3 separate regions of the Mus musculus genome follow, and regions 2 and 3 are each linked to region 1. A link is a loop called in an ENCODE intact Hi-C map of the cell type or tissue named here. Cell type or tissue: left cerebral cortex. All regions are shown on one strand. Each heading gives the region's core, and the rest is flanking DNA. Links, peaks and the distances in the headings are about the cores only.

Region 1 (5,033 bases), core at 436-4,435:
CTAGGAGGCGAGCTGAAAGAAGGGAACCAAATGAGCCGAGAGAAACTGAGGCACAGTAAAGGCTCCAGAGGCAGCTGTCCTTCCCGTCTACTGCCTCTCCTGGCTAGCGGGTAACTATGGCTGGCTCATTTTCTCTAGACTGGGAGCTGCCCGAACGCAGAGCCTGGGGGATGGCGACTGGCTCCAGCGGGGCACTGGGCAGCTCGGGAGTGAGCGGGCCATCGAGCCAGGCCTCCGCGTTCGGATCTGCCAGCATCTGCACCTGGCCGCCGTAGAGGAAACTGGAGACCGTCCCCACCTCACCCCCCAACAGCCCGAGTGCCTAGTCTGGGCCAGTGGAATCCCGGCCAGGGTGGGTGTAGGGGCCTCAGGCCACGTCCCAGAGGCTCCCCTTCCCTGCTTCATCAAGCAGCCCCTCACTCCGGGTGCGGGCAAGTGGAGCCCACACTTCCCCCAGCGAACTGAGCGCTCAAGTTTAGTCCTGCAATTGTCACACTGAATGGTCTCCTGCAAGACAGGCGAGAACTGACGCAGGTTGGGGAAGGACGTCGCGGTGAGGGGCAGGCGCAGAATGGAGGCCGGGGGCCGGGGTAGCGCTGGCGCAGACCAGCCCCACCCGGGCGGGCGGGCGGGCGCCCTCCCTTCCTCCCCAGGGCGCGGGGCTGGGGCGCGCCAGGCGGCTGCGGCGCGAACCTGCTCGCGCAGCCCCGAGCAGCTCCGGGCAGCGGTGCGTGAAGCCAGAACCCAGAGCACAGCGGGGGCCGAGGGCGGGGACCCAGGTGGCATCCGCCAGCTCCCTTCCAGGAGGCGCTGGGCGGAAGAGGCGACGGGGTCCGGAGTTGGGGGTGGGGAGACGAAAGCACTGACCTGAAGGGGCGGGCTAGCCTGGGGTTGGACAGTGCGAGTGTGGGGGTAGACAGGGAAAAGGGGGCGTATTTTCCGGAATTGAGGACCAAGAGTGTGGCTCAGGGAGGAGGGCAGACGACTGGGAGCTCGAGGAAGCAGAAAGCAAGGTGCACCGAGGGTGCGACCCGAGTTGGGGTTCCCTAGGGTGGTGGGATAGTGCAAGAGGAGAAGTTTGCCAGGGGCATCAGGGGCTGAAACCAGAGGGGTCTTCTGCAAGAGGTTCAGGAGAGAGAAAGGCAAACGAGGGAGGGAGGGAGGCAGTGATGGGACGTCCACACTACCCGGGACTCAGGCAGCCCAGCCCACGGGGCGTGGCGCCTCTCCGGCCCTCCCACTCCGCGCGACCATCCAGGCTGGGCCAGGCCCCGCCGGCCTTGGTGCCTGCACACCTCCTCGGGCCTCGGACTCCCTCCCCCGAGCCCCCCCCGCCCCCGTTCTATCGGGGGAGGGAGAGCGAGCTCAGGGCCCGGGAGTCCCTCAAAACTTCTTGCAAGTTCACTCCTGCACCTCCCGCCCCAGCTCCGCTCAGCTTCCCCGGGCCAGGAAGGCCCGTGCCCGCCCCGGCCACTCCCGCCCCGGTTACATAAGGTCGCGGGGAGGCGTCCCCCGGCCCGGCCCGAAGGGAGGGGCCCGAGGGGCTCCCCGGCTGGCGAGCTGCATCGCTCGGGCCACGCGCCGGGTACCCAGGGCTGCACCGGCTGCGGGTGGGTGGCGGCGCAGTGCACCCTGTCCTGCTCCAGTCTGTACCCCCACCTACCCCCCCACCTGTCTCAGACACCCACAGGATGGGAAGTGCGGCGCCGGCGTTCCCCGGTCCCCCTGCACCCCTTGCCCCCTAGTCCCGCTCACCTCGCTCTGAAGGTCAATCTGTCCGCCGCCGGCGCCCTGAGGTTCCGGCAACTTGTCCCAAGTTCGGGTGCCCAGCCCCCGAGCTTCGCCCGCCGCCCGCTGTCGGGCTCCTCGGGCTACGCGCCACCAGCCAGACCCGCCCCGTCCGCCCTTCCCGCCGCTGTCGGCGCCGTCTCCGTTCTCTGCGTCCCGCCCGCAGCTGCCGCCTCCGCTGTCACCTAGCCCCGCGCCCGGCGCTTGGGCTCCGGCTGTCACTCCGCGCCCACTTCCCGCTGCGCCCGGCAGAGGGCAGCACCCGCCCCTCCTGCGGACCGCCCCCCATAGGCCTACCGCTGTGCCCGCTGGGAAATGTAGTCCCCGTCGCAGCCGCGAAGGGCTCGCCGGGATTTGCAGTTCCATTCTACTGGCCGCTGTTCCCTAGGAGTCAATTTTTAACTTTAAACGTTTGTCTTTATTCCCTTTTCAGATTTTCTCTCTTTTTTTCTGTCAATGATGGCCCGTGATATGACTTTCTATATTATTACATCTTGAAAAAGGACCAATAGCAAGCTGCTTTTCCAGAAAGTGTGAGAAAAATATAGGATCCCACCCCCATAATTGCCAGCAGCAACCTGAGAAGTTACCCTATCCCTTAGCAACTTCCACTTGGGGAGAGTTTTGATTTCTTTGTTAAATAATAATAACAATATTATTGTTGTTGCTCTATTAATTATTATTATAATTTCAGGACAAGCCAGTATGAAGCAGAGCTTTAGTTTATTAAATATATATTTATGTAAGTATATATATATGGTTCTTTAACACAAGGTTTCTTTGTGTAGCCTTGGCTGTTCTACAACTAGATTTGTAGACAGTCTGGCCTTAAATTCACAGAGATCCACCTGTCTTTCAAGTGCTGGGATTAAAAGTGTATACCACTACTGCCTGGTTTAAATATATATATATATATATATATTTTTTTTTAATGTAGATTTAAAACATAGGGATTAAGAGGAAGTTGACAGAGAAACTGGGCAAGGGCTTCTCCTTGTCTTTTACCATAGCCATACTTTTGTTTTGGTGAGTCCCGCAGTTATCTTCAAAGGACTGCTGAGAAATTTAAATAAGATCACGGGACGTTTCCTGGGGTGTAGCAGATACTGTTGTAATTGATTAGGTAAAAGGTTATAAAGGAAGGCAGGATATCTTAACTGTAATCAAAACAGTTCTCTTTGTGAGATTTCCAGGCAAGGTCTGCGAGAGCACTGAAGCCACACTCCAGGGTTCACGTGCTTGGCCTTAAAACCTGGTTTATTGTTATTTCTACCATTGCTTTGTTTCGTGGAGACAGACTCACCCAATAACCCTAGGTGGCCTAGAATTCATTAGTTGATTATAGTGCCCTCAATCTGACGGAGCTCTGCCTGCCTCTGCTTTCCGAGAAGGCTGGAGTCGGAGGTGTGTGCCGCTGCTCCTGACTTGTTTTGTTATTCAGACACTCCTGATGGAATGAATGCCCTCTGCAAGTTTGCCTGCTTGGTGGGAAACGGCCACTGTGCTCGGAGCATGATTTTTGGTTTCATCCGGCAGGTGTGAGATGTAAAACCCCTTGCTCAAGAGCCCACCGTTTTCACGATATATCCTGTCTCCGTTTGGAATGTGGTACATGACCTGGATCTTGCCCTTTTGTCCCTGCCCCTAAGTGTGAGAGAAGTTGGACCAGCGTCAGCACCTACATTGTACTGCTCAGAATTACTAGTCTTCTGCCATGCCTGTCCCTCCTGCTGGAAGCTCCCGGCACTAGGATATCCCTTAGCTTGTGGTCCCTCCTTTTTCTTCATCTCTTCTCCCACCACCTTCTTTTCTCTCTGCCTCCTGCCCTTTTCTTTCTCTCCTCTCTCCTCTCTCCTCTCTCTCCTCTTTCTTTTCTTCCTCTTCTCCCTCTTCTCTTGCTCCTCTCCACCCCCTCATCATGTGACTGCAAGTTTCTGGGGCTTTCTAAGACGCTCCTAAGAATGAAATCTAGAGCGACACACCTCTCACTGAGCTGGTTAGAGAAAGCCTAGGAAAGAGCTGGCCCTGCGGTCCACAGCCGAGGGACGGCCCTCCTTCCAACACATCCTGGGACTTACTCAGTGTCATCCTAGAAATAGCATCTTGCTTCCTCAAGGACCACAACTGTTAGAAAGAAACATGCATACAGCATCCTTCAGGAAACTCTAGTCAAAACTGGTTCAAAGTTGAGGAGACCAACTCCTCGCTCTGTGTCACCGTCGCCTCCATACGCTGCTGGAAGGCATTCCTGTGGCCTTGAGGCCAGTGGGAATGTTTGGGGATGTGATTCAACATAGTATTTTCCCTTTGCCTGGCAGGCACAAACCCCTCCCTCAATGTCTGTTTTTTGTTTTTTTGTTTTTTGGGGTTTTTTTTTGGGGGGGGGGTTGAGACAGGGTTTCTCTGTGTAGCCCTGGCTGTCCTGGAACTCACTTTGTAGACTAGGCTGGCCTCGAACTCAGAAATCCGTCTGCCTCTGCCTCCCGAGTGCTGGGATTAAAAGCATGTGCCACCAAGCCTGGCACTTCAATGCCTGTTTTATCTCGTCAGAGGGAATCTGTGAATAGATTCCAAGCACAGAAGGGTACAGGCCTATCTCCAAGCCTGGCTTCCAACTCCATTTCACTTGGCATCTGAGTGACCCACAGGGAAACCTTGTGGCCACTAAGGTCAATCAAAGCGGAACTTGCCCTGTCTCCCACTCTGACAGTTCCCCGAGACCCAAGGAATCTGACATGGCACAGCTTTGCCCAGCTCCCCCAATACTCACCCCCTACATACAAATGACTCAACAGGCTGGTCAATATGGAGGACTATTTATTATTAGGGAATGTCTAGGTTTCCAGAAAAGGAAAGCTGGATACAGAGAGGCGGGGCAGATGGGACAGGCTGAGGGGAAGAAGGAAGGGCACGGGGGTGGGGGGGGGGTTTGTCTAGATGTCAAGTCTAGACAGAAGGGGCAAGGCCCACCCTGTTATTGCCCATGTCGAAGACAGCATAGTAAGACCTGAGGAAGACATCCCCGAGGATCCAGAGGGGCTGGCCACTCTCAGCGTTCAGGGAGAGGCTCTCCAGACCCACCATGCAGGAGCCTTCCTCCTGTTCAACAGAAAGACATTCACACATTTGTTTACTTGTGGGCTGAACTTCAGCCCTTGAGTAACGAAATCAAAGGGCTCATTGGACAGTTGAGCCTCCTTAACCAGGACTGCTGAGCAATGGTTCTAGGGGGGGGGGAGGTTCCT
Region 2 (5,033 bases), core at 736-4,735, 140 kb before region 1:
AACACGCTTTGGATGACCGGAGCACGGCCCAATGCCGCGTGCAGATGCAGGTGGTCCAACAGCTGGAGATCCAGGTGTGACCCGAGGGTGTGAGGGAGGGTCCCGGGAGGGTCCTATGGTCAGAGTCCATCTTGTGCTCTCTAGGGCTTATTCACCATCGTGTGAGGTGAGGACAGCTGAGGCTGAGTAGCCAAGGCTGAGGCCCTGTATGCAGGGAGCTGTTTTTATATGCTAAGTAAAAACAAGACTCATGTGAATGGCTAATGTGCAGGCCTGCTGTGCAGCGTGCTTCAGGACATCCTCAGAGTGGTCTGCCTGCCCTGCCTGCCGGATACCATCATCTCCATATAACACAGGCCTAGGGAGCCACTCAGGGAATGGAGGGACTGGGATTAGAACCCTTACTCCGGCATCACATCGAGTCCTTAAGAGAGCCACCGAATCAGCCGTCCCTGCTTAACCATCTCTGGCTGCTCACAGGGTGGAGAGAGGGCAGTTGTAAGAGATGCTTTGAGGTTTATGAATGGGGGAAGTGAATCATTTGCCGTCCCCACTCACCTCTTCAGTAGTGAGCCAGGCAGGCACTGGGGTGTTGTTCAGCCTCCCGTGGGGAGAAGGGGCGCATGGCTGGTTGGAAGAAGATTGCCATGTGTAAGGTGGTGTGAGCCCAAGACTGCTGTAGAGAAAGGGAGAGAGCGTCAGTTCCTGGTCCTGAGGAGGTGGGAGTCCAGAAGGGCAAAGAATGGCCAAGGCCTTTAGCAAGTTTTCAGAAGTGAGGCTCAGAGGGAACAGGTGCCTTGGTTGGGGGGGGGGGTGCTGGTGTGTGTGTGTGTGTGTGTGTGTGTGTGTGTGTGTGTGTGTGATGTGTGTGTGTGTGAGAGAGAGTGAAGGAGGGGTGAGGGGCAGGGTGTGTGTTTGTGAGCGTGTGTGTGTGTGTGTGTGTGTGTGTGCATGTGTTTATGTGTATGTGACGGGAGGGGGGAGGGGGTGTCTGTGTGAAAGAGAGTGGAGAAAGGCAGGGAGGTATGTGCGTGCATATGCACAAGTGTGTATGTGTGTGTGAGAGAGAGAGGTGGGGAGTGGGAGGTGTGTGTATGTGTGACAGAGTTGGGGGAGGGGTGTGTGTGAGAGAGGTGAGGAAAGGGTGGTGTGTGTGTGTGTGTGTGTGTGTGTGTGTGTGTGTGTGTGTTGAGACTTTCTGAGGGCCTCCAGGTCTCCAGTGACAGTGACAGTGACAGGTAACCTGTAGGGGAATAAGAACCCATCCCCCCCTCACTGTGCCTTTTCACAGCTGGCCAAGGAGAGTGAGCGGCTGCAGGCCATGATGGCACATCTGCACATGCGGCCTTCAGAGCCCAAGCCCTTCAGCCAGCCAGTGAGTGCCCTGCCCCCACTTCCCAGCATCCCCCGACCCCTCCTCAGCACAGCCCTGACCTTCAGGGAACAACCTCTTGGGGTGCTTTTCTCAGCACCTACCCCATTGCTCACAGCTGAACCCAGTCCCTGGCTCCTCCTCATTCTCCAAGGTGACCGTCTCCGCAGACCCGTTCCCGGATGGCCTCGTGCACCCCCCAACTTCAGCCGCTGCCCCCGTCACACCCCTGCGTCCCCCTGGCCTGGGCTCTGCCTCTTTGCACAGTGGGGGCCCTGCCCGCAGGAGAAGTAATGACAAATTCTGCTCCCCCATCTCCTCAGGTGAGGCTGCTGTAGGAGGGGTACCCCCCAACCCCAACTGATGGGGGTTCCCGATCTGGCTGCCTCACCTTCTGCCTGTCTCCCCCAGAGCTTGCCCAGAATCATGAGTTCTACAAGAACGCTGACGTCAGGCCCCCCTTCACCTACGCTTCCCTTATCCGCCAGGTAAGCATGGAAGGCCGGAAGGATGGAGAAGGCAAGTTTACTGGAGCCAGGCCTCCTGATGCCCGACCATAAGGTCCCTCACTCCTGAGCCCCTCTCCTCCGGTCTGCCTCCTGCGGGCTGTAGCATATCCTGCCTGAGCTCACTGGGTCCATTCCCATTCATCTTTATTGTCCATATGCACAGGGTGACGCTCACTTCTGCATACGTACACTAGCTCGCACTTGCTATTCATAAACACAAGCACATGCCCTTACACACGTGGCTATTCTGTGGTACTTCCTACAGACGTGCGTTCTCTCAGGGCGCACTTTGCCCAAATAAAGAAAATCCCCAACCGCCTCAACAATAGTGCTACCTCAGGCTAGGGCGCATGAAGCCCTTTCTCACCCCCAACCGTGAAGGGCTCCCATGTCTTTTTTGCACATGCGCAGTCTCTGGAGGCCCGGCTCCCAATACCCTCAGCTCTCTTAGCTCATTAGCCTAGCGGGGAATCCCAACCCGCCTCTGGGTCTCCTGTCCTCAAGGATGAGTCAGGGGCTACATAAAAGGGTGGAACACAGGGCCGTGAGGCCCCCAGATCTAGTCTGAGGGTCTCTTTGCCCTTTCCTTGCCTGCAGGCCATTCTGGAAACTCCAGATCGGCAGCTGACGCTAAATGAGATTTATAACTGGTTCACCAGGATGTTCGCCTACTTCCGAAGAAACACGGCCACCTGGAAGGTAAGACCTGCCCTATCTCCCTCATCCTGACTTTCTTCTCTAAACCGCCACAGTCTACTGAGACCAAGGCTACCTACTACTTTGTCCCCTCAACAGTTCTGCAGAAATAGCCCACCAGGTCCACCAATAGCCCTCACCCCGGTCCCCTCAGCAGCAACTCCAGTGTTCCTAACTTGCTATTTTGTACATCGGGGACTTGCGTATTGTCGCAGATGGTCTTAAAACCCTGGGTTTAATGATCGCCCTGCCTCCACCTCCCTGAGTGCCAGGATTTCAAGTGAACATCACCACACCCTGTTAGACAGTTGCTAGGTGTGGAATCCAGCCCTGTGTGTGCGCTAGGCATGCACAGTGTCTTCCTTTTAATGACCTTGGCCAGCCTCGCACTGTCTCTTTAACGGGAAGAAATTATTTCTCTTTAGTATGGTACAAAGAATTCCAACTCCCTGAGACAGGGCCTCTGGAGGGTTGACGGTCAGCTCAGTGGCAGGTCCTGGGGTAAATCCATGGCTCCAGATTTCATAACTAATCCAGTCTAGGAGGAGGTTCAAAGGTGTATACTGGCCCCAATACATGGGTAGACTGAAGTCTATAGACCACTCCCAGGGACACAAATGGATACATACAGCACCCAGCTCACCAGTGGCAGGGAGGTAATTGTCTCTATTCAATTAGTCACTTAACACTTTCAGCTATAAGCATTTTCCTTGGAGACCAGAGGAATGCAAGGACCTAGGAAAATGGGCCAGAGATGTAGGCTGGGACACTGTTCTATGGTCGATATAGGGTGTGCATGCGCACCATGTGTGTCTTGCACTATGAAGCAAGATGAGAAGGTGGTATCTAAATTAAGGCGGAGTTGGACGAGGAGGAGGAAGTGGGGGGTGGAGTATTGGCCCTTTCAGGAAGTCAAGATACATGAGAGGGCGTCTCTCTCTCACTCTCTCAGAACTCTAATTGTATCCCTGGCTCTCGGGTCCTCCTGCTGGCCTGTGAGAAAACTGCAGCCAAACAGACCTCCTGCAGTGTGACGGGTTTCTCCACAGTGGAACGGAGGAGGCCCTCCGGGCCAGGGCACCGCCAAGCACTGGGTGGGATCTGCAGCTGTCCAGCCTTTTCTACCTTAGTAATGTGCAAAGGACTACTAGAAGGGCCTATCATGGCATCTTCCCTTTCCTGTGCCAACCTCCCAAAGCTTAGACTATGCAGCAGGGGCAGCCACTCTGATTGGCTATGAGTGATGTCACTTCCTGGCAACCACAGCCCTGCCCTCTTTTTGAGCTAGCGTTGTGTTTTAGGAGCCACCTGGTCCAGCCTCCAACGTCTAGGCCAGGTCAGATGGCAGACTTTACAGATGATACAATCCCATCACCTAGAGTTGAATATAGCGTAGAGCTGGTTCAGGCAGCTTTCATAGCTTCTCAGTGGCCATGCCGAGAGCCTCACCTTGATCTGTTTCATCCCTCACACACAACCCTAATCTGGTCCTGATATAGTGTGGCTTGTTGCTACGTGGCACCCTGGGGGGTGCCACACTGCCCTGTCCGGTCAGACTGTACTGGCTTGAGATCCACACTGACTTTGAGAGTTCTTTTCAGCCAGCCAACTTCATTCATGCTACTGGGGAAAGAGTAGCCTGTGGTTTCTTCCCATCTATTTTGCACCTTCTCCGGGTCATCTTTCTCTACATCACTTGGGTTTCTTGATCCCCACCCCCACCCCTTCTGGTCCCCATCCATAGACCATGCCGGCTGCTTTAGACCTAGGGTATCCAGGCTTGGGGGTGGGCGTGTGCCAAGCCAGCTGCCATTTCTTAGGGACAGAGCTACCATCTGCCAAGTGGATGGTCCTCAGCAGCCTTCCTGTGTCCATCCCCTCCTAGGGCCTGTGTTGTGGGCCCATCCTTTTGTTTACGCAGCCCCCGCCAGACCCCTTAAATTGCCGTTAATGTTTCAGCGTAACGAATTAGTCTCTCGTCACGAATCAGGCTTCGAAACGAGGGAAAAAAAGCCCCGGCGAGGCCACCCTCGGAAATTGGGGTCATTCTCATTTGCAAAGCGGAGGATCGGAGCCCCGTAATGCGGGCAAATTTATTCCGAGGCAGGAGCCCCGGCGTGATTAGGCCCTTTGTAATTATCGCTCCGTGAGATTCCACTCCAGCCGCCCGCCTCCCTCGTGGGTTAGCAAGCGAGTCGGAAAAATACACAGGATTTAATTAGAGGCAAATTAAAATTGGTAATGAAATCGGGCCAGTTGCAAGAGGCAAGAGTTGGATGGGAGAGAGGGAGAGCAGATCTCCAGGGGCACCCGCTGCCTGCCCTGCCCGCTTTCTTCCCCGTTTAGAAATGTAAAGAAGAGCCGGGATAGGCGGGTTGGAGGAGACTGGTGGGGGACATGTAATGGGGACAGGGCTGGGGCTGCTGGTGAGAGACAGAAAAACTGAGAGCAGAGAT
Region 3 (5,033 bases), core at 736-4,735, 57 kb before region 1:
GAGGGCACCGAGGGAGAGGGACAGAGGCAGGCAGAAGAGAGATCTGAGTCATGGGAAAAGTGGATCTCCCCCAACAAAGAACTCGCCTAATGTAGAGCTTCCGTTGGTGCCCCCACTAAAAGAGAATGGGGGGCAGTGATCCCCCCTAAGGGTGTCAGCAAAGTTTAGTTCCCCTTACTCCCATTTTAATTCATACAGCAGCCTGAATTAGTTATATATTGCAATCTCGTCAACAGATGGGGACACTGAGGCACAAAGAGACTCTCACGCAGCAGAGCCCACCATTAAGTGCTGGTCTCATTGGCTTTGTTGTTTCTGGCTTTCCACCCAGATGCTGTGGCCTTGTGGAGCAGTCTCGGTCAACACATCTGGAACTTGGGTAGGCAAAGGCAGCCCTGCCCCTGCCTCATGGACTAAGTGCCACATGAGGCCAGGCCCTCACTTGGCCCCTGCACTTTTAGACCTCTCTGCACTACAAGTGTCCCATACCTGGAGCGTTCCCTTCTTCCTCCTCCAGGGGGAGCACTCCAGTCAGCTCACCATCACACACACTAGGGTCAGCACTCAGGGACTGCTCAGCACTTCCCTGGTGATGCCTCTCTAGCCTCAGGCTCCCACTCTCCACTTCTCTAAGAAGCCGAGCTGGGGCTCCAGAATGACTGTCAGCCTGTCTCCCAAGGAATAAAGTGATGTCCTATGAAGGTTTGTTAGAAGGCTGTTTGACTAAAGACAGGGACAAACGTGGCCATGCTCTGGTCTCCCTGGGACAGCAATGCCCTGCAGCCCCATGAGCACACTCCACACCCCATAATAGTTTCCTGACAGGAAGATCAAATGCCACACTGGCACTTCCCCGATTGGGGGTTGGTTTTCCAGACTACTTGGTTTATAGGATGGCCCTGCAGGGCTGTCCTTGGCTAGCATGCTCAGTTAAGATCTGATACTCCAGCCGGGCGGTGGTGGCACATGCCTTTAATCCCAGCACTTGGGAGGCAGAGGCAGGAGGATTTCTGAGTTCGAGGCCAGCCTGGTCTACAAAGTGAGTTCCAGGACAGCCAGGGCTACACAGAGAAACCCTGTCTCGAAAAAAAAAAAAAAAAAATCCATGGGCCTCAGTTTCCCTAAGTGTAAAGGAGAGTCCTCTAAGTCACATGGTATGAGGCTTGATACCAAGAGCAGGGAGCCGACTGCGTACATAGGCTGAGGAGCAGGACAGAGCCAATCACCACACCTGAGAAGCCCTTCTGAGCTGTCTGCGTCCTCCCAGCCCCCTACCTGGCTGGCTGAGAGGAGAATGAAGGGCCTCAGTCACCAAGCCCGTGACAGGGTCCTCACAGCAGCCAGCTCGCAGAAGACAGATCACCGCCTTAATCACTCTGGAAAAGAACCCCAAGCCGATATAATATTATAATTAATTAATTCACTAAAAAGGTATTAAATTTCTCTCCCCCCTGTGGATATCATCTGAATTCATTGACCTTTAGAAAAATCACCCTCTAATTGTAACCAGGTCCAAAAGCATTTGCGGTCCATCCCTTTTACATTAATAATATCTTCCAGGACCTGGCTCTGGCTGCTTAAATATTGTATAATTCCACTGTCCCCCTCAGAAAAGGCAGCAAAGAAGAGATGAGTTCAGAGGAGAGCAGGGGAGACAGGGGCCGGACTATGGGTCTGGAGGCCTGGGAAGCCAGAAAGGCGTTAAAAGAGCTCTTTCCAGCTGGCCAGAGGGCTCAGAGGGCAGGGGAGGAGACAGACCTTGAGAGAGGGCAAGGGACAGGTGTTCCTGAAGCTAGGACTAGAATTGTGTCTGTCTGTGTGTACACCAGCGTCTCACACCTTCAGCTTGTTAAAAGCTACAAAATAGCAAATGAAGAATCCAATTTGGAAAAAAAAAATGGTGGGAGCTGAGATGTCAAGCAGGTCATCCTGAGGTCACAGTGTCCCTTACCCAGTTGTCCCTGTAGAAATCCAGAACTGACAACCAGGGAAGTGGGAGCAGCTGGTGTGGGCAGACAGACAGACAGACATAGGAACTTGGCGCCCGGGGGATGGGCAGTCATGTATATGACCCAGCTCTGCCTGCTCAGCTCCTACCTCAGGTCCTCCCACATGGGACCCAAGAAAGCTATGGCTGCTAGGATCTCATCCCACCAGAGTTTGTCCCCAAGGCCTAAAGGGGGCTCCCTCATTGGAAGGAAACGGTTGGAGGGACCATCTCTGCTTTACAGCACACATTATCAGTCTGAATGAGATTTTACCCTGCAGACGTCCTGCCAAGCTCACTCATCATCTAAGGGTGAAGAACATAGTCCCCTTATTTAACTGGCAGTCATAACCCCCAGCCTGACTCCCTTGCTACTGCAGGTCAGGGTCTGGCCAGCCAGTCTCAGATACACATTTCTTGGTGGCTTGAACTGCCGGAGGCAGCACCTGGCTTGGATTTCACCCCAGAGGGTGGACATCAGCAGCCCCAGGCAGGATGGAAGTCACCCAGGCTGTGTGGAGTACTCAGTCTTCAGGCTGGCTCCTCAGACCGCTGTTGCCTGGGCCTGTGCGCCCTCGTGTGGACAGAACCCCACTCACACCCTAGTCCTGACCCAGTGCCCAGGCAGCAGGCTGTGAACAAATCAAAGGAAGGAAGCTCCAGGCCTTGGTGACAGGGGTAACTCGGGGTGTGTTTGACGGGTTATGTGAGGAAGTAGAAGGCAGCTTCCCACGTCCCCACGTCCCCAGGGTGACGGAAATATCAGATCCAACAACACCTGAGGTGCTGGCCCAAACCCCATGAGCCCCAAATCCCAGTCTCTAGTTGACCTCAGACAGAGTTTGGGGTTTACCCCGTGGGTCTCATGAGGGTAAATCCCAGGCAATGGAGACCAGGAACTGGAAGGAGATATGGCCAGGCTAACTCAGGCTCTACAAGGTCAACCACACCTCCATCTGACCTTGATAGTAACCCTTCAGCTCAGGCAGCCTAGTGCCGTCTTGACCACGCCGTTTGACCGCCTTTCTTTCTCTGAACATTCATTGCTCCAATTATTGATTTGATCTCTTGTTCTTCAAAGAGGAGAAAAAAATTTAAATTCTTTTTAATTAGGCTCCTTTGGCCTTTTAGGGCCCTTTGAGGGGAAACCATTTTGGTCCCTGGCTAAAGAGTCTTGGAAACCGAGGAACTAAGAACCTCTAGAGACCCTGCCCAGGTTACTTCCCCATCCAGGAACCTGGAGCAAAGCGGGTCCTGAACCTCACTAGGGCATAGACCCAGCCAGGAAGGGGAGTGAACCCTAAGCTTTGACTCCCAGCCAGGGTCCTGTGCTCTCATCTGTTCCAAATGGGTCCATTTCCTATCGCCATAAGGATACAGCCTGGTCTCCAGCTGGTCTGTAGCTACCAACACCGGGAAGAATGTTGAGGGCCATGCTAGAACGCCGGCCAGCCACACACCCACCTCCACTGCTGTTCAGACCACAGCTGGAGGTGTGGGTCCAGACCAGCATGGCTGCAGCGCCACCATGTGGCCTCAGTGAGACAATGCTCTCAGCCCCACGCTGTCAAGGTTGTTTCTTTGGCCTCTGAATCCAAGAGAACCTCCTTCAGATCCTTCATGGAGCAATTGAATTCTTAATCCAAGAAGGAGTCCACTGGGCTGCCCTCCCCGCTCGGCCCCCGCCCCGCCCCTCATAGTCATGGGCTGAGGACGCACCGCAGAGCCAGGACAACATACTACAAAGCACAGTGTTTACTAAAGGCACAAAGTGGGAGGTCTGGGGGTGGGGGTGCTCGCCACCCTGAACCCAGACTCCTCTTCTGGCCACCCCACCCTCATACCACCAGGGGAGAGCTGTTAGCACCAAATGGGGGTGGATGCCCCACTTGTGGGGGAGTTCAGGCTGAGGGCGACAGGCTGGGTGCCATCTAGTCCCAGGAAGGCAGGCCCGGGCACCCCCAGACCAGCTGCTGCCTCAGAGGTACTTGTACCTCCTTCTCCAAAATGTCCTCCACAGGAGAGCCCAGGCTCAGGAGAGGGGCTCCCCTAGCAGGATTTCTTCTTATTTCTCTTCTGCCTCACCCCTGTTCTTCCCCATCATAGTCATAGTACTGCCGCCAGAGGAGGGGGCCCGAAGCCGAGGGGGAGGGCTCCTCCAGCCCCATCAGCTGCCAGGCAGGCACTAAGTCCAAACAGGGTGGGGGTAGCAGCCAAGGGGAAGGAGAGAGGCAGGGTAGGCGGCTACTTCACACCAAGTGCAGCCTGAAGGATGGGAGGGCTCTGCTCGGTCCTCCCAGCCTCCAGGCATCCCCTGCTCCTTGGCACAGGGGCAGCCAGCGTCACAGAACATCACCCTCCTCCATGCTGAAGCTGCTCCGGCGGCTGCTGGCCTTGGAGGCCTCAGGAGACATGGTAGAAAAGAGGGGGTCAGAGGCCAGGGGGAGCAGGGAGTCATCTAGGAGCATTAAGTCCAGATCCTTCTTGGACAGGTTGGGGAATGGGGAGCCGTGCTCTGTCCCCAGGGTATCGGGGTAACCTGTGGGCCCCTCGTCGCCCCCACCCCCAAAGCTCAGGCCATGGCTGAAGTCCAGGTGATGGAACGGAGACTGTGGCTGGGCGGCCGAGGGCAGCGGAGCCTGGGGAGGAAGAGCCGGCATTTGCTCAGGCTCAGGGACCTCAGGCCCCAGCATCAGCGCCTCCCCTGGGCCATCCTCACTGGGCAACTCTTGCTTCACCACCTGCTGGGCCAGCTCGGCCATATTCACACCCGACGGCGAGGTGGTGGGGAGGCCGTGCACGCGTGCCTGCATCTCCAGCTCCTGTTTGGAATGGACAGAAGGATGAGATACACATGACAGCAGCCCAGGCTAGCCCTCCCTCCCTGTGACCCACTGCACCACTTGCCCCCATCTCCTGTGACTATCTCAGCTGGAGGAACAGAGAGCAGAGGGCAGTGTGAGCTTAGACCAAGCTCTCCAGGCTGCAAGTTACAGCTGGCCAGCGGTTCGTGAAGCCACCATGGTACACCTTGGCTAGGTCCCTC

What was found. A loop is a pair of places that touch in the nucleus more often than their neighbours do. Peaks named below come from ENCODE experiments on the same cell type or tissue, not always from the same donor. Only the 100,000 strongest peaks of a DNase experiment are listed, where the experiment ranks them.
Region 2: a loop joins it to region 1, with 2.2 times the contacts of the local background. A loop is called at or near these places in 7 of 42 quality-filtered maps.
Region 3: it touches region 1 in a loop (3-fold over the local background); 7 of 42 quality-filtered maps call a loop at or near these places.

What each region holds. Positions count from the first base shown.
Region 1 is chr17:47,734,039-47,739,071 of GRCm38, reverse strand. It overlaps Pgc (progastricsin (pepsinogen C)), which reads right to left. Exons shown (of 9, transcript NM_025973.3): 9 at 4,594-4,887. The coding sequence ends at 4,735. It also overlaps a transcript of Tfeb not described here. Among named protein-coding and RNA genes, the nearest start is that of Pgc, 9.7 kb to the right of the region's middle. In left cerebral cortex, for the core only: CTCF peaks have their summits at 725 and 2,032 (motif pointing right); DNase peaks (open chromatin) are centred at 1,224 and 2,051; H3K4me3 peaks cover 1,681 bases; H3K27ac peaks cover 1,583 bases.
Region 2 is chr17:47,872,182-47,877,214 of GRCm38, reverse strand. Foxp4 (forkhead box P4) reads left to right here. Exons shown (of 17, transcript NM_001110825.1): 9 at 1-74; 10 at 1,292-1,375; 11 at 1,527-1,695; 12 at 1,784-1,860; 13 at 2,479-2,580. Among named protein-coding and RNA genes, the nearest start is that of Gm25201, 34 kb to the right of the region's middle. In left cerebral cortex, for the core only: a CTCF peak has its summit at 3,576; DNase peaks (open chromatin) are centred at 2,251, 2,500, 3,548 and 4,698; H3K4me3 peaks cover 428 bases; H3K27ac peaks cover 1,058 bases.
Region 3 is chr17:47,791,111-47,796,143 of GRCm38, reverse strand. Tfeb (transcription factor EB) reads right to left here. Exons shown (of 8, transcript NM_011549.3): 8 at 3,728-4,809. The coding sequence ends at 4,330. Among named protein-coding and RNA genes, the nearest start is that of Tfeb, 7.9 kb to the right of the region's middle. In left cerebral cortex, for the core only: CTCF peaks have their summits at 2,565 (motif pointing left) and 3,519 (motif pointing left); DNase peaks (open chromatin) are centred at 2,569 and 3,478.